Regions from separate parts of the Homo sapiens genome. Here region 2 is linked to region 1. Evidence: read pairs that join two places in POLR2A ChIA-PET (ENCODE). Cell type or tissue: PC-9. All regions are shown on one strand. Region 1 overlaps SPTBN1 (spectrin beta, non-erythrocytic 1). Region 2 overlaps SPTBN1 (spectrin beta, non-erythrocytic 1).

Region 1 (5,000 bases):
GAAATTATATGAAGCCTCCTTTTCCCCCCAAAAGAACAATTTTCAAAAGCCCTACTGGCATAGCACATTTGACACTGGTATTTCTATGCCATTGCTACCTGCCTGCCACCTCTTTAGAACATCTCCTTTCTCCCCAGTGGCACCTCCCACTCAAGGCCCATGGCCTGGGCAGCTAGAAGCAGTCAGGAGCACTTCCCCTCCCCTCACGACTCACACTACTCTTAGAAAACCATGGGTGAGACCACTTCTCAACTTACAGAGTACCGCCCATGTAAGCATTTGAATCAGGGCTTGGACATGTGAAGCTACAGGAGAAAAAGTGGTTAAAAGCAGACCTGGGGCCAGGTGTGGTGGCTCACGCCTGTAATCCCAGCACTTTGGGAGGCCAAGGCAGGTGGATCACGAGGTCAGGAGGTGGAGACCAGCCTGACCAACATGGTGAAACCCAGTCTCTATTGAAAATACAAAAATGAGCCAGGTGTGGTGGTGGGCGCCTGTAATCCCAGCTACTCAGGAGGCTGAGGCAGGAGAATCGCTTGAATCTGGGAGGTTGAGGTTGCAGTGAGCTGAGATCGCGCCACTGCACTCCAGCCTGGGTGACAGCGAGACTCCATCTCAAAAAAAAAAAGAAAAAAGCAGACCTGGGACCTAAGAAGCTGGCTCTGCCAATTTTTAACCTTGGTTCTCTGTGCCTAAAAAGTTGGCATAATAATGGGACCAACCTCACAGAGGTTGAGATAATTTATAAATTATCTCAATTAATTTATAAATTAAGTGAGATACATGTCTACAAAGATACTATTATAGTACAGTCCTCGTGGCTATAATTGCTAGGCTTTATCTCCTCATAGGAGAAATTTCAAAAATTAATTCTATCCCACTTTTGGCCATCTCTTACTTCACCAAGGAAGCTATCAGCTGCACGATGTTGCGTTTCATGTGGAATCACAGAACTTAGGCTGGGAACAAGGGTGACCACTCCTCTGGATTTTTGGCAAAGGGCATTTCTCAGTGGCAGGACCAGTCCTCCCTCTGGGATGTACTGATACCCCTCCCTTCCCTTCTCTTTAACTCAGCCCATTATGCACTGGGAAAGGCATACTCAGAATCACATTTTATAGCAGTGACACCTCAGAGATAACCAGAACACAATACTTACTATGAAACAAGTTACAGAAGTCCTATATTTTAGAAAAGCCAATGTTTATTTGAGGTGGGGCTGTCAGATTTGATAGTTCAGGACTCAAAATAACAAGAAAAAAAAAGAGAGGACAAAAGATATTTTTCTATCCATAGGAATTATTATCTCTGTTCCATGAAAGATATGGATGGTTCTTTCTCCCTCTCTTTACACCTTCCCCCCATTCCCCCCACACCCATAAAACCATCTAAGTATACAGCCGAATCTGAAATAACAGGGCAAAGCTGGTTTCCATTTATATCCTTTTCCTGTTTCTTGCCTAACTGGTCATATCAGACCTGAATACAAAACACCTGAGATCACTGCTGAGGAGAAAAACGGCAAGTTACACTGGAAACAAGCACCCAAGGTCCTGGGGAATGAATGTAGTTTATTGAATCTTCTACCCCAGCCAAACCTTATCCCTGCATTCTTACCGTGTCTGTTATCTACACATGCAAAGCTTCCCTGCACAGACAAAAGAATGCCCCGGTCCAGAGGCCCTGGCTTTGCCAAACAGGTGGTGCTATGCCTGTGAATGTAACAGCAGCCAGAGCCAGGGCTGGGCTCCTCTGTTGCAGGTAGAGTGGTTAAAAGGAAAAGAACATCTGAGGAATGCAGTTGAGGCCAGGCCTGCTCTTGCCCAGAGTTCTTGGTTCTGCTTTTCACCTCCAACATGGAGGGGAACAGCTGACACACACAGGTGTTCAGAGCCATCCAGGCCAGAGTTTTACAAGAGTGATATGGGGCAGTGAGAAGATACTGTTCCCTGGGTAGCAGAGCTCATGAGAAAGAAATGGGTAAGGAATAAATACAAATCTATTCTTTGTGAAAATAGGCCTCTGGGTCCTGCCCTCAAGTATATTCACACCCATATTACCTTTTCCAGGAGCTGTGAAAAGAAAATGTGAAAAGGGCAGGTAGGGCAGGCACTTGGAGAGGGTAGGAGAAAAGAGAAAGGTGAGGGACATGCAAATCTCATCGTCAAGACATACTCCTCCCCTACAGAGAGCCCAAGTCAACTCATCTGACACGTTCTCAGCCCCATCCATGGGCATAGGCTATTGGAGGGACCCATGACATGGTGAGAACTGATTTCTTCTCTGCAGGGACTTTCAACCTAGCTGAGGAAATCAGACACACTAGGACACATGCATACACAAACACAAGGGTGTAATATGTAACAAATGACAGGTTAGTGACAGTAACAGCTATTGATAGTTACAGTAAGTACCATTCTAAATTAAGCAACAACTACATTTCTCTACTTGGCTGAGAAAATATCAGAGCAGGATTTCTTCCACACAAACACTCTCTGTTCCTATTCGGTCTTATCTATGCAATTTTAATGTTGCTTCTAACCAAATCCCTGCTGACATGTGCCATTCTAACATGAGAGTGTAGGTAATATAGTTGGGGGTGTGGGGTGTGTTTCTTGCTCTTTGAAAAACAGGTACCGATTACCCAGTTGCAGAGATATGGAACAACATGTGCAGCCCTGGTGTGTTAAAATGTGAAATATTTTAAGGGTGCAGTCATTTCTTCCTCCTCAGCACCTGAGCTTCTGCTGATCTCTCACTGAGATAGCACAGCCTCCCTGCCATAGGACTTTGCTAGGCAGCCACTCGCTGGGCACAGCCCCTGAATAATTCATGGACAGCCCAGTCACTCAGGAGCGCCAAGGCCTGCCAGCTGCCTCGTAAGTAGGAGGCAGGCTCCAGATTACTGTAAAATAAATACTATAGCTACCTCTGAGACCTTCTTTACAGACACCATAAAACACCCTTCCCTCTTTGCTTTATCTCCCCATTTTAAACCAGGTAATTTCTGGCAGGATCAAAGTACACCTGACTTTTACTGTAAGGAAGATAAGTCCCAAGGGGTAGGGAGAAAGTGATGTCCTCAAACAAGTGCATGACCAGGATGGCATTCCCATGCTCAGGCTACTGAGATGGCATGGGCAAAGACCAGATACTGTGCCCAACACAAGACAGATCCTCAATAAATGTCTGTCCCCATCTCTTCCTCCTAACTGTCCCCTCTGCTACACCCAAACTGATCAGTGCCCCACCTGTCTTGGGCTTTCCATGCCTCTGCTCTTGGCCCTCCCCTCACCTTTTAGTCCCAAGTCCATTCATCCTTCAAGCCCAGCTCAAAGCCTTCCCTTCTCTAGGAAGGCTTCCCAGATTACCCAGCTGGGATGATGGCTCCTTCTTAGAAACTCTACACCAGCACTGTCAGCCTCCGTCGTCCAGCACATATCATACACTCTATGAGAGCATTGCTTATCTCTTCTTGTGTACCAGTCTTATCTGCTTAATTAAAATAATGGAAAGTACACCAGACACAGACTCAAGAGAAGTGAAGGGCACACTCCATTCTCAGCTTTTAACACTGACTGGCTATGTGACCATGAGCCATTCACTTGGCTTTTCCAATGTTTTCCCTAAAACCAAAGGATCCGAAATAGAAAATCTCTGAAAATTGGTATATACATACAACAGAATCTTACTTAAAAGCAAGGAAATCCTGTCATATGCTGCAGCATGGAGGACATAATGCTCTTGGAAAATATTATAAACTGTTTTAGGACAGATACAAGTCTTTTTTTTTTTTTTTTTTTTGAGACAGAGTTTCACTCTTATTGCCCAGGCTGGAGTGCAATGGCACAATCTCGGCTCACTGCAACCTCTGCTTCCAGGGTTCAAGCGATTCTCTTGCCTCAGCTTTCCGAGTAGCTGGGATTACAGGCGCGCACCACCACACCAGCTAATTTTGGTACTTTTAGTACAGATGGGGTTTCACCACATTGGCCAGGCTTCTGACCTCAAGTGATCTACCCTTCTTGGCCTCCCAAAGTGCTGGGATTACAGGCGTGAGCCACCGTGCCCAGCCAAATGCAAGTCTTACAGAACCTTCACCCTATACCCCCAGCCCAGTATCTTTAAGGAACAGTTAAAAATGATTTAGCCATTTTTGAAAGCTGAACACTGATGAAAACAAGGACTCTGTGAGGGAGGTGGCACCATATGGTGACTCAGAGAGCCTATGCCAGCCTAGGTAACACCCCCTCATGCATACCTTAATCTTTCACAGTCAGAAGATGATAGCTGAAAGTCCTAACAGGTGTCAGAAGTTCCTTTTAAAAATTCCTCTATCTAAGCCAACCCATCTCATTTATAGTAAGAAAAATGAGAAATGAGGCACAGAGCCGTGTGCCCAGAGTTACAAAGCAAGCTACCGGCATGCTGGAGATTAGAAAGCAGGCCTTCTGAATTCCTGCTGCCATTTCTAGAGCAAACCTGAAGGAAGAGGAAGCTAAGCACAAAGGAAGTAGCGTGCATTTCTCATGCCAGTCAATGAAGTGGGCCCAGGGCTTGGAATCAGGGAAAACTCACCTTAATGTCCTTTCCCCACTGCCTTCCAGCATCCACCACAAAGGTGGAGCCAAAAGGCCTGTCCTGAGTGCTAGATGAGTGATATCTGTTTATGTTCTCTGATGTCCAACTTGCACCAGCTCAGAGAGAATGACAGCCCAGGATGCGGTACAAGCACAGCTTCCATGTCATCTTTCCAGCCCAGTGTAGAACCATACACAAAGTTGGCCTCAGCAAACTTTGTTGTTTAAAAATCCTTTTTCTCAGTTTTATACATTGATCTTTCCTTTATTATTCTTATGGTGTCCTGAGGAATAGCCTACTCAGGAGGCACTTAAAAAAATACCTGACAAATGGATTTATTCATCACAACCAGAATTATTTTATTTATTCTGAGATGGAGCCTCGCTCTGTTGCCCTGGCTGGAGTGCAGTGGCATGATC
Region 2 (5,000 bases), 64 kb after region 1:
CTGGGATTACAGGCATGAGCTACCATGTCTGGCCAATTACAGCATTTTATTTGGTCCCATTTTTGTCATTCATTTCTTAATGTCAAATCCCAGCATTAAAAGTTATTTTTCTTAATTTTCTATTTCTAGAAAATTAAATTGTTATTTTAGTCTCTGATAATAACTGTACTCTTAATTTTTGCCATGGCACTTATTGTATACAAGCAAGTTTATTCAGATTAGTCTCTTTACAAAGCGAGCCTTTGTAAGATTAATAACTTCATTATAATTGAAAGTCAAAAAATAATTCACAGAAGAGTGTGAAAAATTCTGTTATTTTTTTTCCCTACACAAAATGTACCATCTGGAGTTATTCTGCAGCCAAAAATACATCAGGAGATAAGACTTTTTTTATGGTGAAGGGAGGAGGGGAAACTAAATCACAAAGAAGCCACCACGATGAGATAATAATGCACAACACTGAAATCTGAGAAAAAGGGTCCAAGAGATCATTCTCAAAGCTTACACTTAGCCTGTGTGATCACACAGGACCTGTGACACACCACCTTTTATAATGAAGCAAGAAATAGCACTCACTGAATGAAACTAGAGGAGAATTCAACACACTGCCAAAAATAAAAAATAAAAAGAAGAGGATTTTAGGAAGAAGACTACAGTATGAGTCAGACATCACGGCAGTCCAAGGTGAAAACAGAGAGTCACTGACTCTCAGGGGTGCAAGGGACCTCCGAAAGGTCCTTGGTCTCGTCTTACCACTGGCTGCCTTTAATTGCAAGGAAATCACTTTCCCGCCCTAGTCCTCAGTTTCCTCATTTGAAAATTGAGGCATGACGGTAAGGCCAGTGGGTCTCAAACTTGGATGGTCACCAAAATCACCTAGGAATTTCAAAATACAGACTCCTGGACCTAGTGACTAGAAATTCTTATTCATAAAGGATATGATGGGCCGGGCGCAGTGACTCACGCCTGTAATCCCAGCACTTTGGGAGGCTGAGGTGGGCGGATCATGAGGTCAAGAGATCAAGACCATCCTGGCCAACACAGTGAAACCCCGTCTCTACCAAAAATACAAAAAATTAGCCGGGTGTGGTGGCAGGCGCCTATAGTCCCAGCTACTTGGGAGGCTGAGGCAGGAGAATGGCGTGAACCTGGGAGGCGGAGCTTGCAGTGAGCTGAGATCGTGCCACTGCACTCCAGCCTGGGTGACAGAGCAAGACTCCGTCTCAAAAAAAAAAAAAAAGACACAGGAGGAGACCATCAAGTGAATTAATATCACTATATTAAAAGCCAATTTAAGAATGTGAAATTCTGACCAACTTTTGACTTTGAGTATTTCATAAAAGATACTGCGACATCCTAATGATACATGACTTCACTGATTCATTTATTCATTTATTGTAACACTAGAAAAGCAATGGTACTCTAGTTTAGTGGGTAGACTGACATTAATAATTATTAATGAAGAAATGTGACATTAGATAATATTGTGAAGGAAAAGTATGCAGCTTTGTGAACACATGTCTGAGGAATTGTACCTAGGCTGAAAATCAGGGAAGGCTTCTCAGAGAAAATGATGTTGGTATTTCTTAAGTTGTGCAAATATGCAAAATAGATCTACATTTATTGAATCATCATTACTCTGCACTGCGATTCATTGTACAGTAGTAGTATGTCATGCATATAGTAAATGCAAACAAGTACACATCAAAGGTGCGCAGTAATTAGTCCTGAGAATAATGTTTTCCATTAATATTATATTGCTTAATTTCATTACGTGAAAACTTTTTCTGATAATAGACAAAATTAAATGTTGGAAACCAAGTAATCTATTTAATTTCAAAGGGAAAAATTGTGCTGATTTTTGAAAAAGTTAAAAAGCAGCAAAAAAAAAAAAAAAAAAAAGAAATCCTAATGAGGAAATCAGAAAAAGCTATAGAAAAACAAATTTTATACATGAACAATATAAACTGTGTATATTACCTAATACCAAAGTAAACCAGATTCAGAATTGATGGTTATGTAAGAACTAGCTCATATAAAAATAAGATGACATTATTATATTGCTAGCCTCAAAAACTGGTCCTCAGCGCCGTTTGATAAATGATCTCACGTAAATGACTCAGAGCAAAAGTACCAACACTTATGTTTGCTTGTTACAAAGCAAAAGCAGTTTTTTCAATACAAGCATCAGAAGACCCCGGCAAGGCTCTTGCCACCACACCTGGCCTCCTCCTGTGTCTTCTAAATCAACATCAAAATCTAAATTATCATCCCTTTCTTCATTTCTTCTGCAGCTTCTTCTATGGTTAGAACTTAGATTTTCTTTTTTTTTTTTTAATTTATTATTTTTTTTTAATTGATCATTCTTGGGTGTTTCTCGCAGAGGGGGATTTGGCAGGGTCATAGGACAATAGTGGAGGGAAGGTCAGCAGATAAACAAGTGAAAAAAGGTCTCTGGTTTTCCTAGGCAGAGGACCCTGCTGCCTTCCACAGTATTTGTGTCCCTGGGTACTTGAGATTAGGGAGTGGTGATGACTCTTAACGAGCATGCTGCCTTCAAGCATCTGTTTAACAAAGCACATCTTGCACCGCCCTTAATCCATTGACCCCTGAGTGGACACAGCACATGGTTCAGAGAGCACAGGGTTGGGGGTAAGGTCACAGATCAACAGGATCCCAAGGCAGAAGAATTTTTCTTAGTACAGAACAAAATGAAAAGTCTCCCATGTCTACTTCTTTCTACACAGACACGGCAACCATCCGATTTCTCAGTCTTTTCCCCACCTTTCCCCCCTTTCTATTCCACAAAACCGCCATTGTCATCCTGGCCCGTTCTCAATGAGCTGTTGGGTACACCTCCCAGACAGGGTGGTGGCCGGGCAGAGGGGCTCCTCACTTCCCAGCAGGGGCGGCCGGGCAGAGGCGCCCCTCACCTCCCAGACGGGGCGGCTGGCCGGGCGTGGGGCTGACCCCCCCACCTCCCTCCCGGACAGGGTGGCTGGCCGGGCAGAGGGGCTCCTCACTTCCCAGTAGGGGCGGCCGGGCAGAGGCGCCCCTCACCTCCGGGACGGGGCGGCTGCCGGGCGGAGAGGCTCCTCACTTCTCAGACGGGGTGGTTGCCAGGCAGAGGGTCTCCTCACTTCTCAGACGGGGCGGCCGGGCAGAGACGCTCCTCACCTCCCAGACGGGTCGCGGCCGGGCAGAGGCGCTCCTCACATCCCAGACAGGGCGGCGGGGCAGAGGCGCTCCCCACATCTCAGACGACGGGCGGCCGGGCAGAGACGCTCCTCACTTCCTAGATGTGATGGCGGCCGGGAAGAGGCGCTCCTCACTTCCTAGATGGGATGGCGGCCGGGCAGAGACGCTCCTCACTTTCCAGACTGGGCAGCCAGGCAGAGGGGCTCCTCACATCCCAGACGATGGGCGACCAGGCAGAGACGCTCCTCGCTTCCCAGATGGGGTGGCGGCCGGGCAGAGGCTGCAATCTCGGCACTTTGGGAGGCCAAGGCAGGCGGCTGGGAGGTGGAGGTTGTAGCCAGCCGAGATCACGCCACTGCACTCCAGCCTGGGCACCATTGAGCACTGAGTGAACGAGACTCCGTCTGCAATCCCGGCACCTTGGGAGGCCGAGGCTGGCAGATCACTCACGGTTAGGAGCTGGAGACCAGCCCGGCCAACACAGTGAAACCCTGTCTCCACCAAAAAAATACGAAAACCAGTCAGGCGTGGCGGCGCGTGCCTGCAATTGCAGGCACTCGGCAGGCTGAGGCAGGAGAATCAGGCAGGGAGGTTGCAGTGAGCCGAGATGGGAGCAGTACAGTCCAGCTTCGGCTTGGCATCAGAGGGAGACCATGGAAAGAGAGGGAGAGGGAGACCGAGAGGGAGACGGAGAGGGAGACGGAGGGAGAGGGAGAGGGAGAGGGAGAGGCGATTGTTTTCAATATTTTATTTTTTCTGGTTCCTTACTGAACGGAATAACAATGTCTTCTTTCTTTCCACATTCTGTGCAAACTTCAAGTTCATAGGCGCATGGTCTACACACTGTGTGATAAGAATCCTTCACTGTCTTTCATAAACATTTAACACATTTTTTAGGTTTGATAATGGTTTGTATTTTTTGTATTTTACACGACACTCAAGAACTTCTTTATAGCGCTGACATACTATATCAGGAAGTTTTGCATTAATTTTCTTGGTCTGAACACTCTTATCAAACTTGTCATTTTTGAAGCTAAACGTATTCTGGTGCTTGAGGCCTGGAATGAGCCACATTGCGCCTTTCTGGGAGCTTGTCTCCGACACAACCACCCCACGCCGGGTACAGGCAAAAGGATGAAGGGAAAACCAACGAACTACTCCCAGGAGTTAACACTTCTCTACTTGTCCTTTGAAATTCTATCCTATAAAAGGCCTCAAACATCCATAAGCATAGAGGAATAGTGGCACCCTGAAGAGTTACCAGGATGGCAACTACAGAAGACACTTGTCATCAACGCTGGCTTTCCTATTATTCCTCTTAGCATTCTTTTTCGGCTTTCCAGCTTCCCATATTCCTGTTCTTAGGAGAAGTTAACATTTCCTACCTTGCTCTCTGAGCTTGAGGAAAGAGAATATAGAAAATGGCAAAATAAAAGTGTGAAATGTAATTAAAAATAGCAGATGAGTACTAACAAAAAGTCTAAAATTTACTGACAATGGGAAAGGAAGGAGAGCAGGCCTCTTCTGGCAGTCAAGAGCAGGACTGAAGTGAATGAGAGGAAAATAAACACAATTCCCAAGCATATAAAAGTCCTAGGAGGGCCCCGATAATTTATTTCTCAGAGAAAGGCAGTTAATACCGTGCAGTTATCACTTGCCAACAGACATATTTGGTTTTGTTTTGTTGTTGAGACAGGGTCTCACTCTGTCCCCCAGGATGGAGTGCAGTGGTGCAATCACAGCTCACTGCAACCTCTGCCTCCTGAGCTCAAGTAATCCTCCAACCTCAGCCTCCCAAGGCA

Evidence for each region. ChIA-PET counts read pairs that join two places held together with the same protein. Peaks named below come from ENCODE experiments on the same cell type or tissue, not always from the same donor. Only the 100,000 strongest peaks of a DNase experiment are listed, where the experiment ranks them.
Region 2: POLR2A ChIA-PET joins it to region 1 with 5 read pairs; 9 of 35 experiments call an interaction of 5 or more read pairs at or near these places.

Annotation. Positions count from the first base shown.
Region 1 is chr2:54,548,094-54,553,093 of GRCh38, reverse strand. All of the region lies in intron 2 of SPTBN1 (spectrin beta, non-erythrocytic 1), which reads right to left. The region is part of intron 1 of SPTBN1-AS1 (SPTBN1 antisense RNA 1); the gene reads left to right. Among named protein-coding and RNA genes, the nearest start is that of SPTBN1-AS1, 8.1 kb to the left of the region's middle. In PC-9, no CTCF peak of the experiment used is centred here; DNase peaks (open chromatin) are centred at 1,583 and 2,763; H3K27ac peaks cover 2,599 bases.
Region 2 is chr2:54,484,073-54,489,072 of GRCh38, reverse strand. All of the region lies in intron 1 of SPTBN1 (spectrin beta, non-erythrocytic 1), which reads right to left. It also overlaps the pseudogene C9orf85P1. Among named protein-coding and RNA genes, the nearest start is that of SPTBN1, 30 kb to the right of the region's middle. RefSeq lists an enhancer at 4,165-4,675. In PC-9, no CTCF peak of the experiment used is centred here; no DNase peak of the experiment used is centred here.